Linked DNA regions of Homo sapiens: region 1 is linked to region 2. A link is a contact called in ENCODE Hi-C or POLR2A ChIA-PET data. All regions are on one chromosome and are shown on one strand. The core of a region is the stretch at or near the end of the contact, and the rest is flanking DNA. Distances in the headings are between cores, read along the strand shown. Region 1 overlaps DCUN1D1 (defective in cullin neddylation 1 domain containing 1). Region 2 overlaps KLHL6 (kelch like family member 6).

Region 1 (5,337 bases), core at 1,090-3,589, 560 kb before region 2:
TATTTTCTGTGGTTTAAGCAACACATTTGAGAGCCCCAGATTCCCTCATCTGGCCCAAACAGACAGATCGTAAACATCAACTTCCAGATTAGACAGATCAGAGAACCTTAACCAGAAGGTTAAGGCATTTGTTCAAAAAAATCACTCAGGTTGTTATTAGTAGAAATGAGACAAGAACAAAGAGGTCTCATGAATCTGAGTAATCTTTCCATAAATCATACTGCTTGCTGTACATATTTACATAGCTTTTGAGATTTTACAACATACTTCTACCGATCACAGTAAAAACAAGACTATGCAAAATCAAATATGAAAACTAGCCCTATTTCCCTTTTTCTTGCAATATGAAAAATATCTATGCTCTAGAATCTGATGTCAGCCACACTCCTCTCTTTGTAAATATGTTACTGTTAGGATTACAGATTAAAATCTCAACCTCTGTACTCCACTAAAATTAAGAAACTATAAATTCACTACTCTTCTGCTACTTCACTAGTAACTCTACAACATCTGCACATCAGATAAGTCATATCCCATTGCAAAACACATCCCTCAAGTGTCTAGGATTCTTCCCTTTTGAAAACTATCTCCTCCTTGAGATTTACTGTTCAATGACAACAAACTCACAATGAAATCAAATGCCAAGGAAGAGAACTGTCCTAATTTTGCTTAAATGAAAGTTAACAAGGAAACCATTTTGATTCCAACTTTTGTTACTGAAATTTATTTTAAAACTCAGTATACCTTTCTCCCTTGAGTGACAGAGTACCCTAACATGTTTTAATCCTCCTCTGAGGAACAAAGTAAAGTACCAAAGGATCACTGTGACTGTCAGTGACCACTGCACAATGGTGCAGGAAGTGTTGGAGATTAACCTGCAAGTACACCAACCACAGACCATATCCTGGAAATTACGTAGGTTTTTTTGTTTTTTTAGAGACAGGGTCTCGCTATGTTGCCCAGGCTGGTCTCAAACGCCCGGGCTCAAGCAATCTACCTGCCTCAGCCTCCCAAAGTGCTGGGACTACAGGAGTGAGCCACTGTGCCTGGCCTGGAAATTACTTTTTAATTAAACCTGATATAACATATTGGCATAACTTTTCCCCCATCCTCCTAAAAGTTGGAAGTGGCAAAACAATCAGATTTGTCTGGGGTTTTATCATATAGTTTTAAATCCAGTGCTCTGTTCCCTGCAGGGTCAATCACCTTTGTTGAAGGGAGGAAGGAAAAATCATAGCTTAAGTCATTTCTACAAGCCAAAAAGAACTATTCATTCTACTATACTATTCCTATCAAAAAGTAAGATAATAGAAGACCAGGGAAACAAAGATAAAAAACTGTCTTACCCACACCAACTAAAAACAAAATTATACAAATGAATTAATTCCATGTCATATCTTATTTGAAAAATGTTTATGTAATAAATGATATATATATATAAATGTAAACTTTTTTTTTTTTTGAGACGGAGTCTCGCTCTGTTGCCAGGCAGAAATGCAGTGGCACCATCTCAGCTCACTGCAACCTCCATCTCCCAGGCTCAAGCGATTCTCCTGCCTCAGCCTCCCGAGTAGCTGGGATTACAGGCACGCACTGCTGCGCCCAGCTGATTTTTGTATTTTTAGTAGAGATGGGGTTTTGCCATGTTGCCTAGGCTGGTCTTGAACTCCTGACCTCAGGTGATCCAACCGCCTCAGCCTCCCAAAGTTCTGGGATTACAGGCATGAGCCACCGCGCCAGGCCAAATGTAAACTATTTTAACTGGTTTGGTATAAATTTCCACTATATAGGGCAATATCAACATATTTGAAGAAACAGGGTGTACCTACCCACTTCCAACACCATAAAGGCTACTGAGTTCTACCAGGCCAAGAACTGACAGTACGGACTCCAGCTAAGCCAAGTGATATTGACAATCCCATTCCTATAAAGTCTGATAAGTACCCTCCACTTCTTACACTTACAATGCACTCTTACCACTTCTCTGTCAGCTCTCTGTTCCTAGAATACATTGTAACATTTGATTCCCTACTAAGGGAATTCAATTCTGTAGTCTCAAAGGCTATCCTAGAATAAAGCTGGAGTATACCTGACCAATTTAGGGGAGCTGTAACACTCCCATCCCCTTTTCCTAAGCCACAAAGGTGTACCAGGCAGTGTTCTGATTTTGACAGTATGGCACTAAAGATTTAAATTTTTATCAACACAAGGAAGAGAAAAAGGTGACTAACCAGAGAAGAATGATTTTATAGGGGATGAGAGGGTGGATAGAAAATTGAGGTGGAAGAAAAAACAGATGGATTTTTTCTCTGTTTCTACTACAAACCCAGTGGGGAACTTCCCAAGAGCAAAACCATGTGACAGCTACAATGATTCAGCACTCAAATGTAATATATGCCATTTATTTAAATACTTATTTAAAGGGAATAAACTAGAGTAATAATTAAATAAGATCAGGCAATATAATCTTCAGTATTCCAATGTTAAAACTACCTAGGTATTATCAAGTTTTCAAAGAAATGCAATAGTTGTAAGGCTGTAAAATGCATAAAACAGAATATATTTTGCTTTTTAACCCCAGCAAAAAAAGCAGGGGGGAGGAGAAATGCTATCTCTTGTAACAGAAAGCTAATTACAACGGTATCAAAGATTACCAAAATTAGAAATACTGTCATAATCTGAACAGTAAAATGAATTTATTTGTTCATCTTTCCAAAATATAACATGCCAAGTTATCAACACATATTGTTTTATTCTTAAATCTAGCATATTTGCATTATTTTTTTCACTCAAGAAATTCAAGAATTAAGAGAATCAGCCAGGTGCAGTAACTCACGCCTGTAATCCAGCACTTTGGGAGGCGGAGGCAGTGGGACTATTTGAGGCCAGGAGTTCAAGACTAGTCTGGCCTGGGTAACACAATGAGACTGTCGCTACAAAAATTTTTTTTAATTAGCTGGTTGTTGTAGCGCACACCTATAGTCCTAGCTACATGGGAGGCTGAGGTGGGAAGATGAGGATCACTTGAGCCCAAGAGTTCAAGGCTGCAGTGAGCTATGATAGCGCCGCTGCACTACAGCCTGGGTGACAGAGCGAAATCTTAACCCCCCAAAAAAAAGAAAAGAAAAGAAATTTAAGAATCACATTTTAAATAATAGTTTATCTGAAGAAAAAATAATAAAGTTTAAAAAGCCTTCCCATTAAAAGTATTTCCCCAAGGAAAAATAAACATGGAAAATGACTTTCTAGTCAACTAAGTCCTAACAATTGCAAAATAGAAGTAATTTTAATAAGTGATTTTTTAACAGCAAAAAAATAAGATCCATTTTATTATTTCCATTATCTTGAATTTTCACCTTCTCATCCTTAAGTTTATATTTCAGCCTGAACTTCAGAAACAGACACTTAGGCCTTTATATTTTTAAAGGAATTAATTTTCTAACTCAATTCTTGTTATCTCAGGATTTGATGAATCTAGCTCACAAAAGTCAATGCTTTCAAAATCAAAACACTTTTACGATCACCTATAATTCTCACTAAAAGCTCTGTATGTTGTTATGTAATTATCATATTGACAGTTTAACTTCATCTGAAATTTAGAAGAGCTAGTTTTAACTTTAGAAGATCATACTTTCCATACATAATACACGGTATTCAGCAGACATAGCAAAACGTTACCAATATCCAAAATCACTCACTCACAAAAGGCCCTCCAATAGACTACAGGTCCGAAGTCAAAAGTGCAGGAAAAATCAATTCAGCCAATGAGCCTACCTACAACTCCCAGAGCAGACTTTCACCTAGAAACAAAGTTCTACTCCAGGAAAGTCAGAATAGGAATCTAGGTAGGAGTAGCTCTATCTCTTTCCTTCTACCTGTACAGAGGCAATATAATATGATTCACTAGTGAAGAGTGCAGACTTTCAAACCAGACTGTCAAGATTTTAACTCTACTGGTGCCACTTAATGGCTGTATGACTTTGGGAAAATTAATCTTTCTGTGCTTCAATTTCTTCATCTGTAAACAGAGTGTTGAGGTTACACGAATCAATTCAGGTTAAACTCTTAGAACTGTAACTAGCACATGGTAAGGACTCCACAGAAGTCCACAGAGGAAGAAAGATGGACAGGTGTGGTGGGCTCATGGCTTGTACTCCCAGCACTTTGGGAGGCCAAGGCAAGAGGAACACTTGAGCTCAGGAGTTCAAGACCAGCCTGGGCAGCACAGGAAGACCTCATCTGTATTAAAATTAGCAACAACAAAAAAGTAGCCGGGCATGGTGGTGCATTCCTGGAGTCCTAGCTACTTGGGAGGCTGCGGTGGGAGGATCACTTGAGCCCGGGAGATAGAGGCTGCAGTGAGCTATGATGGCACCACTGCACTCCAGCCTGGACAAGAGAAGGCATGCGACCCTATCTTAAAAAAAAAAACAAAAAAAAAACTCCAGAAAAAAAAATTTAAATGGTAAACAACAGCTATAATAAAACTAGCAACTAACATTTGAGCTTCTACTGTGTGCCAGGCACTGTGCTAGGTACTTATTAATCCTGCAAGATGGTTCCATTTTACCAATGAGGAACCAAACTTTCAGCATCATTTATTTACTTATTCAAAAAGTAGCAGAGCCAGAATGAAACCCTGGTGCCTGGTTTCAAGGCATGCAGTCTCGCCATTTACTACATACTGTCTTCAAGTGAAAAGAAAAACAAAAAGGGCAAAAGTGCAACCACTGACTGTTGAAGGGAGGAAAACTGTGAGCAATATTTCTTCACCTATTTTAATGGAAAAGTAGTCAAATGTGAACGATTTGCATTCCAACTAAAAATTCCCCATTAAGCATTCTCTCACAACCTAACTAAAAAGATAATTTGGGGATGGAGCTTCTATTTAGGGTTTTTTTTTTTTTTTTTTTTTTGGTTGGGGGTAAGAAGGAGAAAAGGAAGGGTATAAGTTATTTTTAAGACAAGCAATACAACAGAAAGAAAAATGTATTTATAGTCCTGTCAGTCTATTTTAAAAACAGATGGCTATAATCTATAGTTTTAAATGTACACAGGTTGAAAAAAAAAATCACAGGGCACTCTAAGTCAGGGTTCCCTTTTCCAAAGAGAAGGCTTGAAACTCAGAGAAAATACAAATACTTGTACAGGTTATGGCCAGAAAATATATGGAAATATGTACAATTTCAAATACTAAGCAAAACGAACAAAACCCTCATAGTACTCTTATAATTTGAAGTTTAAAATAATTGCTTATGGATAACGATTATTCATTCATTCTTAAATTTCCTGCACTTTGAATAACTCTTGAAATTAACTCCTTTTTAAGAGGTGCTG
Region 2 (4,982 bases), core at 1,190-3,689:
TTTTTTTTTTTGAGATGGAGTCTCACTCTGTCTCCCAGGCTGGAGTGCAGTGGCACAATCTTGGCTCACTGCAAACTCCACCTCCCGGGTTCACGCCATTCTCCTCCAGCCTCCCAAGTAGCTGGAACTACAGGCTCCTGCCACCACGCCTGGCTAATTTTTTGTATTTTTAGTAGAGACGGGGTTTCACCATGTTAGCCAGGATGGTCTCAATCTCCTGACCTTGTGATCTGCCCGCCTCTGCCTCCCAAAGTGCTGGGATTACAGGCGTGAGCCACCGTGCCCAGCCCCATCTTTCATATTTCTCCCTTTTGGAATGGGAATGTCTATCCCACACTTGTCCCATTATTGTATTTTGGAAGCATACATCTTGTCTTGTTCCACAGGTTCACAGCTGGTGAGGAATTTTGCTTTAGGATGAATTATACATAAAGTCTCACCCATATGTGATTTAGATGATATTCAGACCATAATCTGGACTTCAGAGTTGATGCCGGAATAAATTAAGACTTGGGAAGCTGTTGGGATATAATGAATGTATTTTGCATATAAGAAGGACACGAATTTGGGGGCCAAGTATGGAATGTCATGGATTGAATTGTGTCCCCCACAAAATTCATATGTTGAAACCCTAACCCCTAATGTGAATGTATTAGGAGATAAGATTTTTAGGAAGTAATTAAAGTGAAATGAGATCATAAGGGTGGATCTCAATTTGATAGGATTCGTGTCCTTATAAGAACAGAAAGAGAGATTCCACACCCACCTCACCACTCCTGCTCACGCACCGAGGAAAGGCCATGTGAGGACACAGTGAGAAGGTGGCCGTCTGCAAGCCAGGAAGGGAGCCCTCACCAGAAACCAGATCATGCTAGCAACTTGATGCTAGACTTCCAGACTCTATAGAAGTGTGAGGAAATAAACATTTCTGTTGTTTAAGCCACATAGTCCATAGTATTTTGTTATGGCAGCCCAAGCTGACTAATACTGGCAGTCTGTATCCACCCCAGACCCTTGTAGTTCACAAACTAGCAAGGGCATTGATGCCCAAATAACAGTCTACGAGGGGCCATAAGAGACCTACAAAGTGCTGTGGAGGCCAAGAATGGCTACTCATAGAGAAGGAAAATTCTGAAATGTGAAGATTATGGATAGGATTTCTAGGTAACAAGCACAGTGAGTAAAGCCATAAAGATGCAAGGGCATGAGGCATGAAGAGAAACTAGCAGACATGTGATTCAGTTGAAGCTCAGGGGACAGGAGAGGGATGAAACAATGGTCTGGAAAGATAACCTGGATCCTGCTTGTGGAGGGCACTGAAGGCAGGATAGGGAGTTAGGTTTTCACTCAGTGAGCAATGGTGAGCCGTTGAAGGTTGATGAGCAAAGGCAGGACTCAAAGAGAACATTTTAAGCACATGTGTTCTCACTTTTGTTTGCAGGTGATGGGTGCCACTAGAGTCAAGTATCAGATGAACCCATAAAGAGCTGGGAGGCTTGTGACAATGTCAAAGCCTTTTCTCAGAAAATGTACTAATTGAGGCAGTAGCCACACCGCTAGGGAACATCTCCAAACATTAGTCACTGGACTTTCTAAGCTACAGACACATGAACAGGTTAGGGAGCCGTTATCTCCCAGCCAAGTCACTGAAATGCAAAGGCCCTGGGTGGAGCTCTGGTGATGTAATTCCAAACGCTCGGACTTCCATCTCAACACGGAGGGGATTACACCTCTAAGTCCTGCCCCTCCTCTCTATCCCACACTTCCTATTTATCTCTGGAAATCAATCATCAGTTCTTTCCTTCCTTCCTTCTTTCCTTCCTTCCTTCCTTCCCTCTTTCTTTCTTCTTTCTTTCTCTCTTTTTCTTTGTTTCTTCCTTTCTTCCTTTCTTTCTCTTCCTTCTTTTCCTGGCCTCAAGTGACCCTCTTCCCTCAGGCTCCCCAGTAGCTAGGACTATAGGCACCCACACCCAACTTTTTTTTTTTTTAATTTTTGTAGAGACAAGGTCCCACTCTGTTGCCCAGGCTGGTGGTGAACTCTGGGGCTCAAGAGATCCTCCTTCCTCAGCTTCCCAAAGTGCCAAGATTACAGGCATGAGCCTCCGTGCCTGGCCACTCATCCATTTCTTTACCCCTTTTCCTAATCTGCAAAACAAAGGTAACTGTTTATGGCTTCCCAGAAACATTCAAAAGTCAAAAGACTTCCAGAGAGAGAACGAGAGAGAGACAGAGATACAGAAAATCACTAGACACTTGACTTGCTGACTTTTTGGACCTTTTGTTTTAGTCAAGGTGATCGTCCCCCCTCTGTCCTTCCGCCTCCGTCCTTCCCCCTCTGTCCTTGTTGTTTTAATCAATGGTAACCCTCCTAACCTTTCCTTCCCTCCCCTCTTCTCTTTTCCCTCAGCTGGCCTCTTTCTCCTCACAAGAATATGGTAATAAGAAAGAAAGAACGAAGGTGAATTCCGGGGCCTCTGTAAAGTGAAGAAATCCCCGCCCAGAGCTGGGGGAGCCGTGATGATATCAGAGCAGGTGACCAATTTACAGACCAGTTTCCTCAGCCACAAACCCTCTTGACCAGCAGCACAGAGCTGTCTGCAGAACCGTAATCACCAGCCTTTAAAAGTACTTTACTTTTAAAGTACTTTAAAAGTACTTTACTTTTAAAGTACTTTGTACTTTTAAAGTACTTTAAAAGTACTTTAAAAGACATTACTTTAAAAGTAATGTCATATAGGGCTTGCCTCGCTGCCTCCTGATTTTATAAAGAATCTGCTCTCAGAGACAGCCTATGATTTCTTCTCAGCTCAGCATATCTTCCCTGGAGGAGTTGGAAGATCACTCTCTAAGCCTCCCTTTGTTGGAGTGTCCAGAGCAAGGCTGCCCAATAGAAATGTAATGTGAGTCATCTATAGCATTTTACAGTTTCTAGTCACCACATTTTTTGTTTGTTTGTTTGTTTTTTGAGACAGAGTCTCACTCTGTTGCCCAGGCTGGAGTGCAGCGGCACGACCACAGCTCATTTCAGTCTCCATCTCCAGGGCTCAAGTGATCCTCCTGTCTCAGCCTCCCAAGTGGCTCGGACTAGAGGCATGAACCACCATGTCTGGCTAATTTTGCAATGTTTGTAGAAATGGGGTTTCACCATGTTGCCCAGGCTGGTCTCAAACTCCTGGGCTCAGGCGATCCACCCACCTCGGTCTCCCAAAGTGAGGGATTACAGGCATGAGCCCCACCATGCCCGGCCCCATTTTTAAAAAGTAAAAAGAAAAAAATAAAAGTCAACTTTAATAACATATCTTATTTAACCCAAAATATACCTGAAATATCATTTCAACACGTAAGAAATATTTTAAAATGACTAATGCGATAACTTACATTCTTTTTCTCATACTGTGTCTTCAAAGACCATCATATATATGTATGTATATATGTATATATGTATGTATGTATGTATATATGTATGCATATATATACATATATATATATATATATTTTTTTTTTTTGAGACAGAGTCTCTCTCTGTTGCCCAGGCTGGAGTGCAGTGGCACAATATCGGCTCACTGCAGCCTCAGCCTCCCGGATTCAAGCGATTCTCCTGCCTCAGCCTCTTGAGTAGCTGGGACTACAGGCTCATGCCACCACGCCTGGCTAATTTTTGTATTTTTAGTAGAGACGGGGTTTTACTATGTTGGTCAGGCTGGTCTCAAACTCCTGACCTTGTGATCTGCCCGCCTCAGCCTCCCAAAGTGCTGGGATTACAGGCGTGAGCCAACGTGCCCAGCCTTATGCGTATTTTATACTTAAAGCATCTCAGTGCAGAGTAGGCACAATTCAAATGCCCAACAGCCACATGTGGCTAGTAGCTACCATATTAGACAGTGCAGCTCTTGCCATCAGTCCTGAACTCAGGTGTTGGGGTCACCCAGACCTACAGTCATCTCAGGAGGCAAAGCAAATTTCACCCTCGTGAATGTCATATAAATAAATATATGGGAAACAGGAAGTTCAGCAGGACAGGGTGGGCACTAATTATGGGGTCAAATAAGCTTCATATAACTGAGGCAACACATCTCTAGAGACCCACCAACATGACATTTAGAAATGTTATTTCACCCGGACTGTGACTTGAAGATTAGTGAGAGGTTAATTTGGTTGAATCTGTATAATCAAGTCTAAAGGAGGGATGTTCCAATGGTTTAAGTTAATGCTTTGCACTCCAAGGAGCTCCTAAATGAAGTCAATGTGTTTCCCATGTGACATATTATTGGGCTCTCTAGGGTCATCTGGACTCTTAATTGGGCTGTCACTGCTAGCCACGGCTTCCGAATTCTTTTTGAGACGAGTCTCGCTCTGTCGCCCAGGCTGGAGTGCAGTGGCACAATCTCTGCTCACTGCAAGCTCTGCCTCCCGGGTTCATGCCATTCTCCTGCCTCAGCCTCCTGAGTAGCTAGGGCTACAGGCGCCCGCCACCACGCATGGCTAATTTTTGTATTTTTAGTAGAGATGGGGTTTCACCACGTTAGCCAGGATGGTCTCGATCTCCTGACCTCATGATCTGCCCCCCTCGGGCTCCCAAAGTGCTGGGATTACAGGTGTCAGCCACTGTGCCTGGCCCCAAATTCTTGTTTGGAATCACAGTCACTTAATAACATGCTGCCCCAGCTCAGCCCATGTCTGACCGGGCATCTGGATTCCCTGCAAGCAGACCCCCTCTGCTAGTGACGTAAGGGAACAGGGGGGCAAGACAAGGGGGGGAGGAAGCCCAGCAAGACAAAAGTCATGCAAAAAGTGGCTTCAGCCTGATCCTGCAGGGACCTCTGGAAAAGACACTTCTGAATTGTCCCACCAGGAGGCAAGGGCCGTGATACTCTCTGACCACACTGACTGTCTTTGGTTACAGGCCATCCAGGAGTAGGTAAATTCTCCAGCACATCTGGCTTTGTGTATGTGTGAGTTTGCATGTGCACAAGCCAAGGGAC

The links. Hi-C counts contacts between places; a loop is a spot of excess contacts on that map. ChIA-PET counts read pairs that join two places held with the same protein, here RNA polymerase II (POLR2A). Pooled maps may share reads with other maps.
Region 1: a pooled map shows a loop between it and region 2 (1.9-fold over the local background). The contact joins two enhancer-like sites. A Hi-C loop is called at or near these places in 1 of 37 single-sample maps with no recorded cell type and 2 of 50 pooled maps. POLR2A ChIA-PET finds 5 or more read pairs at or near these places in 1 of 52 experiments (GM12878).

What each region holds. Positions count from the first base shown.
Region 1 is chr3:182,967,157-182,972,493 of GRCh38, forward strand. The region is part of intron 1 of DCUN1D1 (defective in cullin neddylation 1 domain containing 1); the gene reads right to left. Among named protein-coding and RNA genes, the nearest start is that of DCUN1D1, 11 kb to the right of the region's middle. Within about 2 kb of position 2,340, at least 6 of the 41 ENCODE cell types and tissues checked have a DNase peak (open chromatin) inside an H3K27ac peak, as active enhancers do.
Region 2 is chr3:183,531,457-183,536,438 of GRCh38, forward strand. The region is part of intron 1 of KLHL6 (kelch like family member 6); the gene reads right to left. Among named protein-coding and RNA genes, the nearest start is that of KLHL6-AS1, 15 kb to the right of the region's middle. RefSeq lists enhancers at 1,441-1,700, 2,400-2,479. Within about 2 kb of position 2,440, at least 2 of the 41 ENCODE cell types and tissues checked have a DNase peak (open chromatin) inside an H3K27ac peak, as active enhancers do.